3 separate regions of the Homo sapiens genome follow, and regions 1 and 3 are each linked to region 2. The links are chromatin contacts, found by Hi-C or POLR2A ChIA-PET in ENCODE. All regions are on one chromosome and are shown on one strand. The core of a region is the stretch at or near the end of the contact, and the rest is flanking DNA. Distances in the headings are between cores, read along the strand shown. Region 1 holds the start of ATP5F1A (ATP synthase F1 subunit alpha). Region 2 overlaps LOC105372093 (a long non-coding RNA gene). Region 3 holds the start of PSTPIP2 (proline-serine-threonine phosphatase interacting protein 2).

Region 1 (3,263 bases), core at 218-2,717, 320 kb after region 2:
AAAAAGTAGCAGGGCATGACGGCGGGTGCCTGTAATCCCAGCTACTCGGGAGGCTGAGGTGGGAGAATCACTTGATCCTGGGAGGCGGTGGTTGCAGTGGGCGGAGATCACGCCATTGCAATCCAGCCTGGGCGACTGAGCGAGACACCATCTCAAAAAAAAAAAAAAAAAAAAAAAACAAGCAAACAAAAACTGAATAAATGCTAGAGTTAGATTAGAAACCAAGAGTTGTGGCATGTGGACTTATTTTACTCTCTCAACAAATCCTGCAGCCACCTGGAACTTCCTTCAGTTTCTCCTTCAAGTTGTAATACTGCGACTGGTCACTGTCAATTCTGAAGCCTCTACCTTCCATAGGAGCTAGATGAAAACCGTTAAAAATGCTTTTTTGTTAACAGAAACCCAAGATGCTACCAGCGGTTGTTAAGGCAGCAAAACAGCCAACATGTTTATTTCACCTTTCAAATTGAGATTACTTTTAGAACAAAAAAAAAGTGTCAGTGTCAATGCGTTTACACTGAAATCATGTTAATTTCAAGGGAAACAAATAACGAAGGGTATTAATCCTTACAGCCATTTTCCAACCTTGTTCTCTTTTACTTGAATTCTCCATCACTAAAAATTACTCAAAACCAGGTGGAAAACTCAAGGACAAATTCTTTAAACACGTCCAAGTGCCACAAAGCACACACTCTGCCGGAGAGACAATTTAGAAACCAGCTTCACTGTTGTCACAGTGCTGGCCACATGAAATGGTTCTTTGCACCTGCAGGACGTTTTCACGGTCGTTTCGTATTCAGCACTAAGAGAAAGCCTACGTAAGTATTCCAAAAACCACCTTCATTTATTCCTTTCCTCTAAACTGAGCTCCAGGCAGAGGTGAAATGCTGGGCCTGCTGACCTTCACACAATGTCAGACTCCACTGACTAGCTTCAACAAGAGCTGACAGCAGTTTTCTGACCTTCAGCGGGACGCGACCCTAAGAATCGAAAGAGAGGAACCTCACCGATTCAGAACAGGCCTCGGAGAGCTAGCGCCCAAGCCCTGACCTTCACCCAAGATCCCCCTTCTAGGGCCGCTGTCAGCCGAAGACAGGAATCTTGAGGCCCTGTCTCTGGACACCATCGAGTTAACTGTCTGCCCTGTACCATTCTGCCTCTGCGCAGGTGACGAGCAAAAGGGCACCTGTGTCGCCTGCTCTGTCCAGCCGGAGAAGCCACGGGTGCAAGATGGCGGCATTCGCCACAGCCCCTCGCCCTCCTGCAGAGAGCGCCCGAGCCGGCGCACCACCACCCTGCAGCCCCACCCGGCCGCCTGCATCATGCCGGCCTTCGGTGCTCACCAGTCCGGCCCGCCGAGGAAGGGCGCGGACCACGGCCGCAGCAACGCGCACGGACAGCATCTTTGCAGTTACTCCGCAGGCGGTACTTCTGCAGCCGCAGCCTCCGGACTGACTGGGACAAAATGGCCGAGCCGCAAAGAAGGTCAAGACAGCCGGCCCACCTGACCCGGAAGTACTGCCCCTCGCGTTCACCACCTCTCCCCCCGCCCCCGCCGCCACTCTGCATTTTTTGGCAGGTTACTTATTTTTTTATGTAACATTTTTAAGTTTAAACCTCAAAATGAATGATTAGATATATTCCGGCTTTGGTCCTGGCATTCGTTATACATTTATTTTGGTCTTTTGAGTCGACCTTGTGGTTGCCCCGGGTGACCACGTGGGTAGCTGAATCTGCTAAGCAGCAGTTCCCAGGCCCCATCTGGTGCTAGAGGATGAGGGCCTCACCCGTCTGGGGTCGCGGCTGTCTTGAGGACCAGGGCGATTAATAGTGTCGGTAGTGTTAGACCGTGGTTTAGCACGAGTAGCAACAGTGAACAGCTAAACCCCGGGACTGGCCACCAGCAGGGAGCCTCCCACGGAGCCCGTTAATCTGCAGATCTTAGCCCCACTTCAGACCCTCTGAGTCGAAAATTCGGGGCAATCTGAATTTTTAACAAACACCAGCACCGTTCCACGTGATCCGATCTGCGCTCAGGTTAAAGATTCCCAGCTTTTTTAGATTCATTCTAAAAGAATCCTGTCAGTGAATTAGAGCAAACTGTTTAAAAATCCTGATAACCGGGGGAGGGGAGCATCAAGATAAATAGCTAATACATGCGGAGCTTAATACCTAGGTGATGGGATGATAGTTACAGCAAACCACCATGGCACACATTTACCTGTGTAACAAACCTGCACGTCCTGGACATGTATTCCGGAACTTTAAATTAAAAAAAATATATCAACAATCACAAGGAGGCCTAGAAGAGTCATTGCCAATCCTACTGAGAATTGTCCAGAATCAGAAGTTTACACCAGGATAGGACGAGGACTCGCTTTTTCCTCTGCCAACATCTAGTTCATGCTATTGGGAACTCTGCTTCTTCATTTGGAGTCAAAGGGAGATGATGAAAAAACACTTTCTATGCTTACCTGGATGGGCTTTTTTTTTTTCTCCACAGAATTACCATACTGAGATTTTTGTGATATATGCAAGATTTGTGTGTGTGTGTGATGCTGGTTATTATTATGTCATAGTGGACACTTATTAACGTTGCCTTCACTTTTCTTTTTTTTTTATTTATTTATTTTATTTTATTTAAGACAGGGTCTCACTCTGTTGCCCAGGAAAGAGTGCAGTGGGTTTATCACCATTCATTGCAGCCTGGAACTCCTGGGCTGGAGCAATCCTCTGACCTCAGCCTGTGCCCCTGTGGTCCCACCACCATGCCTGGCTAATTTTTTTGTAAAGACGGCGGTGGTGGGCAGGGCGTGGGGGGAGGTCTCTCTATGTTGCCCAGGCTGGTCTCGAACTCCTGGCTTCAAGTGATCCTTCCTCCTCAGCCTCTGCGCTGGGCCCGCTTTTCACCGTTTGGAGAAGCATTTTCAGTTCCATCCCCCAAATCCTGGCTTACACCTAGAACCTGAATTTTGGTGAGGCAAATAAATATCCGGGCTACAAGGGTCATCTCCTGAAACATGGCTTGTAAACACGTGATTAGCCATCCTTTTCTCTAGTATCCTACTCTTTTCAAGGTAAGCCATGGGAAAATAGAGCAGCAGTTCTCCTGGGAATCAGGGGTACAAAAAGGCTGTCCAAGCCAGGCGCAGTGGCTCACGCCTGTAATCCCAGCACTTTGGGAGGCTGAGGCGGGTGGATCACCTGAGGTCAGGAGTTCGAGACCAGCTTGGCCAACATGGCAAAACCCCATCTCTACTAAA
Region 2 (3,161 bases), core at 246-2,745:
AGGAGAGGGCCTGAACACCAAGCAGTCTCCCTGGTGTTTCTTCTCCATCTTCTATTCATAGCCTTCTACACAAACCAGAAAAAGATCATCAATTTTACACCAGATGTGAGAAGATGCCCACTCCCACTGCCTCCCCCAGTAGTAAGTCCTAATTAAAACTTGCTACCCTCTGAATCTAAAATGATTTAATGCTTCCTTTCCTTTGAAGTGATGATATTACAGATTTTATTATCTTTTCAAGGAGAAAAGGTCTGTTAGAATAAATAAAGCCTTAGTATATGAAGTAATGTTCAGAGTGTCTTATCAACTTTAGTCTTCCCCTGGGAATCCTCTCTCTTCCCCTCTGCTCACCACATCCTGTCCTTCTCTTCCAGCCCTGCTCTGATTATTAACTAAGAACCCATAGAAACTAAGGTTTCCTTTAGCTCTCCCTAAATGGGGTTTGAATAACCCACTAACCATGTTTAAACAGGTCTTCTTAATCATAAACATCACCCTAGAAGACAAACATCACTCTTCTATTATGTGGCTGCCCATAAAACCCAGACAGCTTCCTGTTTCTCTGTTTGGACCTCATGTGCCTGCCAAAGGTATGTGCCATTTCCCAGTGGCTTTGAGGGAGGCATAAAAGCCAGAGCCCACAGGACTGTGTTACTCAGTCTTTGTCTTAGGTCTCAGGTGGGGCCAGATAGGGAGGGGAGTGTCACATCTTGTTGCATTACTAAGGCTGATGGTCACCCAAAATACAAAGATAGGACTGTATCTCTTGGAGATGAAGGTTCACATGTCAACATACACCTCCCACCTATGTCAGTCTTCCCATCCCCAACCTTGGTCATGTCATTCCTCACCTCACTTCCCTCCTACTCCACTTCCAATGTGGAAAGGACCCCTCTTCTCCTGTCCACCCAACTAATAGCTACCTAGCCCACCAAAGTACACTTCAAGCCCCACCTCCTTTCTGAAGCCTCCACTGCCCACTCAGGTGACTTTCTTCTACCATTCACAGATGGTAACATGTGTGTATCATTCCTACCTAAAATGCTGGAGAATGGTATGTTAACTCTTCCTGTGGTATTTGTTTTCCCAACATTATATTTAAGTTCCTGGAGTGCAGAAAGTGTGTGCTGTCCATGTTTGAATGCCCCACATGCCTAATGAAGGACAATGTAGATGGAAGACCCATGAGCAATATACTGAATCAATTAAAGAGACAGGGCATGACATTGTTCAGGCAGCTGTTAATAATAATAATAAAATTAGTTGCTATTATTAAGCCTGTCTTAAACTGCAGAGAACAAGACAGACACAGGGGATGACCTACAAGCTTCAAGACTCAGAGAATTCAACAACCTTAAGAAATACCTCCTGGGCAGAATGCTGTATTTGGAAGGTTGGAAGACTCTGAGCTTGAGAACCCTGAAGAAGGCGGAACTGTTGGGTTGCCGGCAGCCGGGAAGGGTTTGCCTGACACTCTTGGCTGGGCGGGAAGAAATGGGGGGAAGGAGAAGGGCGGCGCACTGGGCTGCTGGAAGCTGGGTTCCTTCCGAAGGGACGTTACGCTACCGTCCGTAATATCACCCCAAGCCCTAGCATTCTCAGGAAAGTCGCTTATGAAGCTATGACTCAAGTGCCGCAGTGCTTGGGCCCACGCTTCGCAGCGTGGAATCAGCGGCGGGGCGCGGCGGCACGAGGAAGCTGTGCAAAGCCGAAGGGGCAGCCTCAGACCAGGAACCTTACCCGTCTGGCGGGTCTTATGGCCGAGTCACCGTGGCGGCGCGGCAGCTCGGGCCCGGTTCTTCCGGGCGGGCCGGGGTGGTCACCTCTGCAAAGCAGGGTTTCTGGGCCGTGATCGAGTCTTGCTCACGGGCATGTCGGGAAACGCCTGCTGCGCTCCCTGCCTGAAAATCCACTCTTGAAAATGCACTCCCTTAGGTTAAAACGCTGCCTTTCCTAAGGACCTTCTTTAAAAGTAAATCCTAACATAAGTTGGTGCAACCAATTTCCTTCCCTTACAGACGCTAAAAGCAGAGCACTGAAGGGGTGGGATTCTTGAAGGGGAGGGAGGGAGGTAAGGCTACTGATGATCCTGGAAGGGACAGCTCCACTGCGAAGGGTTTAGGGGAAGGCGGATATCAGCTCTGGTTGCTCGGTTAGTTTGCCCTATTTGAGCTGACGACTTTCGTTAATGAATTTCACCTCTAGTGCTCAGTGGTTTATCTGAAAGAAAAGGCTGGACTAGAGAAGTGGTTCTCAAATTGGTCCCCAGACCAGCAACATCAGCATCAGCTGGGACCTCGTTAGAAATGAAAACTATAGGCCAGTCCTAGATCTACTGAATGAGGGACTCAGCGGAGAGCCCAGGAATGTCTTTCAACAGCCCTCCAAGTGTTTCTGATTCATGCTGTCATTTGGTGACAAACTGGACTAAATGATCTGGCGAGTCCCTTGCACAGAAGAGAGCTGATACTTTTTAATGTGGTTCATGAGGCCATACAAGGCCCTCACTGATGTGGTCCTCATGTAACTGTCCAGTCTCTTAAGGCAACAGTCTTTCTCATCTACATAAAACTGATAAAACTTTCTCTAAAGAGATTTCCTCTTTGAAACCCAGGCTTACATATGCTGCTCTTCCTGACATAGCCTTTTTCTTCCATTACTATCTCCTATTTGTCCTGTAAGACTTGTTTTGTGATTATCTCTTCCAGGAAGGCCATCTCACACCTCCCAAGGTCAGGTGTCTCCCTTCTGTGTTGTTGTAGCACCTTGTAAATGTTATATCCATTTACCACCTTTATCAGGTCACCCACCAGACTGAGCGAGGTGTGAGCAGAAACTTGTACTTCTGCACGTTCAGTGTCTGACACAATGTTAGCCACTACAGTAATCATCAATGCATGAGTGAATGAATGGATGAATTGAATCCTTTTGTCAACTGAGGGCTCAGATAGTGGCTTTCTGGTTCTTTTTGATCTCTAATCATTGATAATTTAAAGCTCTTCGTGTTACCCCAATGATTTGATCAATGCTTATTACTGTTAGTAATTTTTTTTTTTTTTTGAGACGGAGTTTCACTCTTGTCACCCAGGCCCGATCTCGGCTCACTGCAACCTCCACCTCCCAGGTTCAAGTGATTCTCCTGCCTCAGCCTCCCGAGTAGC
Region 3 (2,967 bases), core at 151-2,650, 300 kb after region 2:
TCTCCACGAACCAGTTCCTCTGCTGACTTCCTTATTTCTGGGGCCCACATCTCATTCTCCAGTTTGTATTATACAGAGCCTTTTTCCCACAGTGCCTGCCATGGGATCCCCCAGTCCTCCATTCTACCTGAAAAACTCGCAAGCCTCCCGTGAGAGCCATCTGTGGTGCCCTTGGTTCCTCTGTGAGGCTGCCACCACCCTGCACCCTAGGGTGAGTAGTGCCCCAGAAGGACCTCACAAACTCCAGTGAAGGGACTCACAGGCACAGTCTCAACTGTGTCCCTGAGGTCCCCAGCCAGGTTTCTCTACCCTGCAGCCCACGTGGGGTAGAGGGACCATCTAGGCAGCTGTGAAGCTACCTGGGTGGGTGGTGGGGGGAGGCAAGCAGGAGCCCCAGTAAGGAGTCAGGGCCCCTTGGCAGCTGCGGTCAACTTTGAGGTTTGCAGCCTCCTGCTCCTGTCTTAAAGGGATGAGGACAGCTCCTCTGAATGAGGGGGCATGGACCTTGAGGGGCACCTGGGGAGTGAGAGGACAGAGGGAAGAGGACTAGACAGAGGAGGGGGACAGGCAGACCTGCTCCCTCCAGGCTGGGCTGGCCCTACCGGGCTGGGTGGGGTACCCCCTCCAGCTTATAGGGTCTCCCACACCATCAGCCCCGCTATGGGGCCTGGACGGAAGGGCTGGGGCAATGGCCTGGGGAGGGGGCTCGGGAAACAAGGCTGTAGAACAGGGAAAGCTCCAGCAAAGGGAAGCCCTCTATGCTGTACGTTTCCTGGAAAGGACGATCCCGGGGGGCAGCTGCTGCTGTCAACCCGGTAAAGCTCACAAGCCCCCACACCAGATCCCCCCAGATCCTCTCACGGCTCAGCTCCAGGGACCGGCAGAGACTCTCCCCGGACGGGTCTCGCCTCCCTAAGGGTCTCTGCTTCGCCTGTGAGAGGAGGGGTTGATGTCCTGACTCTAAGGTGTCTCGGCTCTCTGCGTCCTCAGGAGCACGCGCTGCTGGGGGCGCGGGCGGCAGAGGGTGGGCCCTGGAGTCCGAGCCCCCGGGACTCGCGGGCACGCGGTGGGTAGCGGGGGACAGAGAGGGAACAGCAGCCCGGCGTCCGCTCCAAGTCTGCCCCTCGAGCAGTGGGGCTGGGGCCCCGATCCCTTCACGCGCGAGCTCCGCCAAGCCCCCGGGCGCGCGGTCACCGAGTGGCGCCGGAGCTGGGGAGCCCCCCACGCCCGCCGCGTTGGCCTCCCGCCCGGGCCGGGTCCTGAGCCCCGCGATCCGCTGTCGGCCCCACGACTTACCCAAAAGTTTCCCTTGAACAGTGAGCGCGTCATCGCAGCGCGAGTGGGGGCGCGGAGGAGAGCCGGGCCGCAGGTAGCACAGAGCGGGGAGGCCTGACTGCCACTGCCCGCGGCTCCGCAGACTCAACTTCTGCGTTCCACACTCGCGCAGGGAAGCCGCCCCCGGGTCCTAAACCACTCCCGATTGCGACGGCCGCCGTCGGCGCTCTGCGCTCCCTGCGCGAGACCTGGGCGGGACCCTCGGCGCTCACCCGGCCAGGGGCTGCAGCCCGCACCCGGACCCAGGCCCATTTAAAGCCCCACAGCGTCGGGCCACGATCAATATATCAGCCCGAAGCTAGCTGCCTCCTTCTGGAAGTCTTTGGGTATTGGAAATAACTGGTCCTGGCTTGGGTTCCTGCCCACAAGGCCCCCTGGACAGCACGAAATCCAGGCTCTGCGGGGTGATAGACGGGATCTGATCAGATGGTCGCGAGGACCCGGTTTAAGCTACAGAAGGCCTGGGGCCGACAACTCCCGCAGACGCCTTGGCTTCACGGCGGGCCCCACCGGCACCTGCTGCAGATCAGGCCCTGGGGGACGGTTCATTTTTTATTTTACTTTTTGTTGTTGCAGGTGTTTTTAATGAATGGGGTCACGTTTTAGTCTAAAATGTCATGGAGAGGTCATCTCTGCTGTTTCCCCTTGACTCTAGTCACTTGGTGGTGTCCTAACAGGGCTTCCAGGAGCTCAGCCGCTCTCTGACTCCCTTTCCATTCTCAAAAGGCAAGACCCTTCCCTGCCCATTCCACCCCAGCAAGAGGGGCCCAAGATTCCTTCTTCTCCCTCCACTCTTCCACCCTCACAAATAAAACCCCAGGGCAGGTCAGACCCCTCTCTGCATTGTAGTAGATTGGTACAAAAGTAATTGCGGTTTTTGCCATGACTTTTAATAGTAATGCAGGGCTTATGACAAAGTACTGCCTGGTGCGACAGGCCCGAAGCCCAACCTGAGGCCCAGAGGGGTTGAATGGCTTGCCCAAGATCACAGTTTATTTAAGGGATGAAGAGCTCAAGGTTAGAGCTCTGCCCTTCTAAATAGATGCAAAGACAGACATCCTTCCTGGGGCAGATCCATCCTGGGCAGAGGAATAGGTGCTCAAAGTGGGGAGGATAAAGGTCAAGGTTGCCAAGACTGGCACCAGCCCAGCCTGGAGAAGCAAGCACTCACCCCTGGAGCAGGTTCTAGCTACACCCAGACACAGTGAAAGGGCAATTGCTAGAATTATGTGAAGCACCTGGAACAAGTTCTGCTCCATAAAACTGCAGCCAGCCCCACTCAGATGAACTCCCACCAATAAAGTCATCCACAACTGCAAAGATGGAGAGGTGGCCTCCAGCCACCAAGCATCTCCAAGGGATGCATCCATTTACGTACTTGCTCATATCCTTTGAAAGCAGTGAGATTAGAAGGAAGGCAGAGAAGCCTGGCAGAACCATCAAGGGGCAGCAGAGGACGTGGTAGGCACTAGGAAGCTAGGCTTAACTGCAGGGGGTAAGAAATGGCACAAACTGGGGACATAGAAGCGGGAGAGCTGAAGACACCACTAAGGTTTTTCCTGGAAGTTTTAAATATTCTGGAAAAATAGTTTAGATACAATTCTAATTGTCACATTTTAATTTTTAATACAT

Evidence for each region. A loop is a pair of places that touch in the nucleus more often than their neighbours do. ChIA-PET counts read pairs that join two places held with the same protein, here RNA polymerase II (POLR2A). Pooled maps may share reads with other maps.
Region 1: a map with no recorded cell type shows a loop between it and region 2 (5-fold over the local background). The contact joins the promoter of ATP5F1A here to the enhancer-like site in region 2. A Hi-C loop is called at or near these places in 1 of 37 single-sample maps with no recorded cell type and 4 of 50 pooled maps. POLR2A ChIA-PET finds 5 or more read pairs at or near these places in 1 of 52 experiments (WTC11).
Region 3: a loop to region 2 is called in a map with no recorded cell type, with 10 times the contacts of the local background. The contact joins the promoter of PSTPIP2 here to the enhancer-like site in region 2. A Hi-C loop is called at or near these places in 2 of 37 single-sample maps with no recorded cell type and 5 of 50 pooled maps. POLR2A ChIA-PET finds 5 or more read pairs at or near these places in 1 of 52 experiments (naive thymus-derived CD8-positive, alpha-beta T cell).

The regions. Positions count from the first base shown.
Region 1 is chr18:46,096,829-46,100,091 of GRCh38, forward strand. It overlaps ATP5F1A (ATP synthase F1 subunit alpha), which reads right to left and starts at 1,468. Exons shown (of 12, transcript NM_004046.6): 1 at 1,344-1,468. The coding sequence starts at 1,403. RefSeq lists enhancers at 834-893, 868-2,067, 984-1,133.
Region 2 is chr18:45,773,841-45,777,001 of GRCh38, forward strand. All of the region lies in intron 3 of LOC105372093 (a long non-coding RNA gene), which reads right to left. Among named protein-coding and RNA genes, the nearest start is that of SIGLEC15, 50 kb to the right of the region's middle. Within about 2 kb of position 1,496, at least 24 of the 41 ENCODE cell types and tissues checked have a DNase peak (open chromatin) inside an H3K27ac peak, as active enhancers do.
Region 3 is chr18:46,070,860-46,073,826 of GRCh38, forward strand. PSTPIP2 (proline-serine-threonine phosphatase interacting protein 2) reads right to left here and starts at 1,401. Exons shown (of 15, transcript NM_024430.4): 1 at 1,297-1,401. The coding sequence starts at 1,329. RefSeq lists enhancers at 27-86, 1,306-1,807 and silencers at 937-1,316, 1,357-1,406, 1,537-1,696.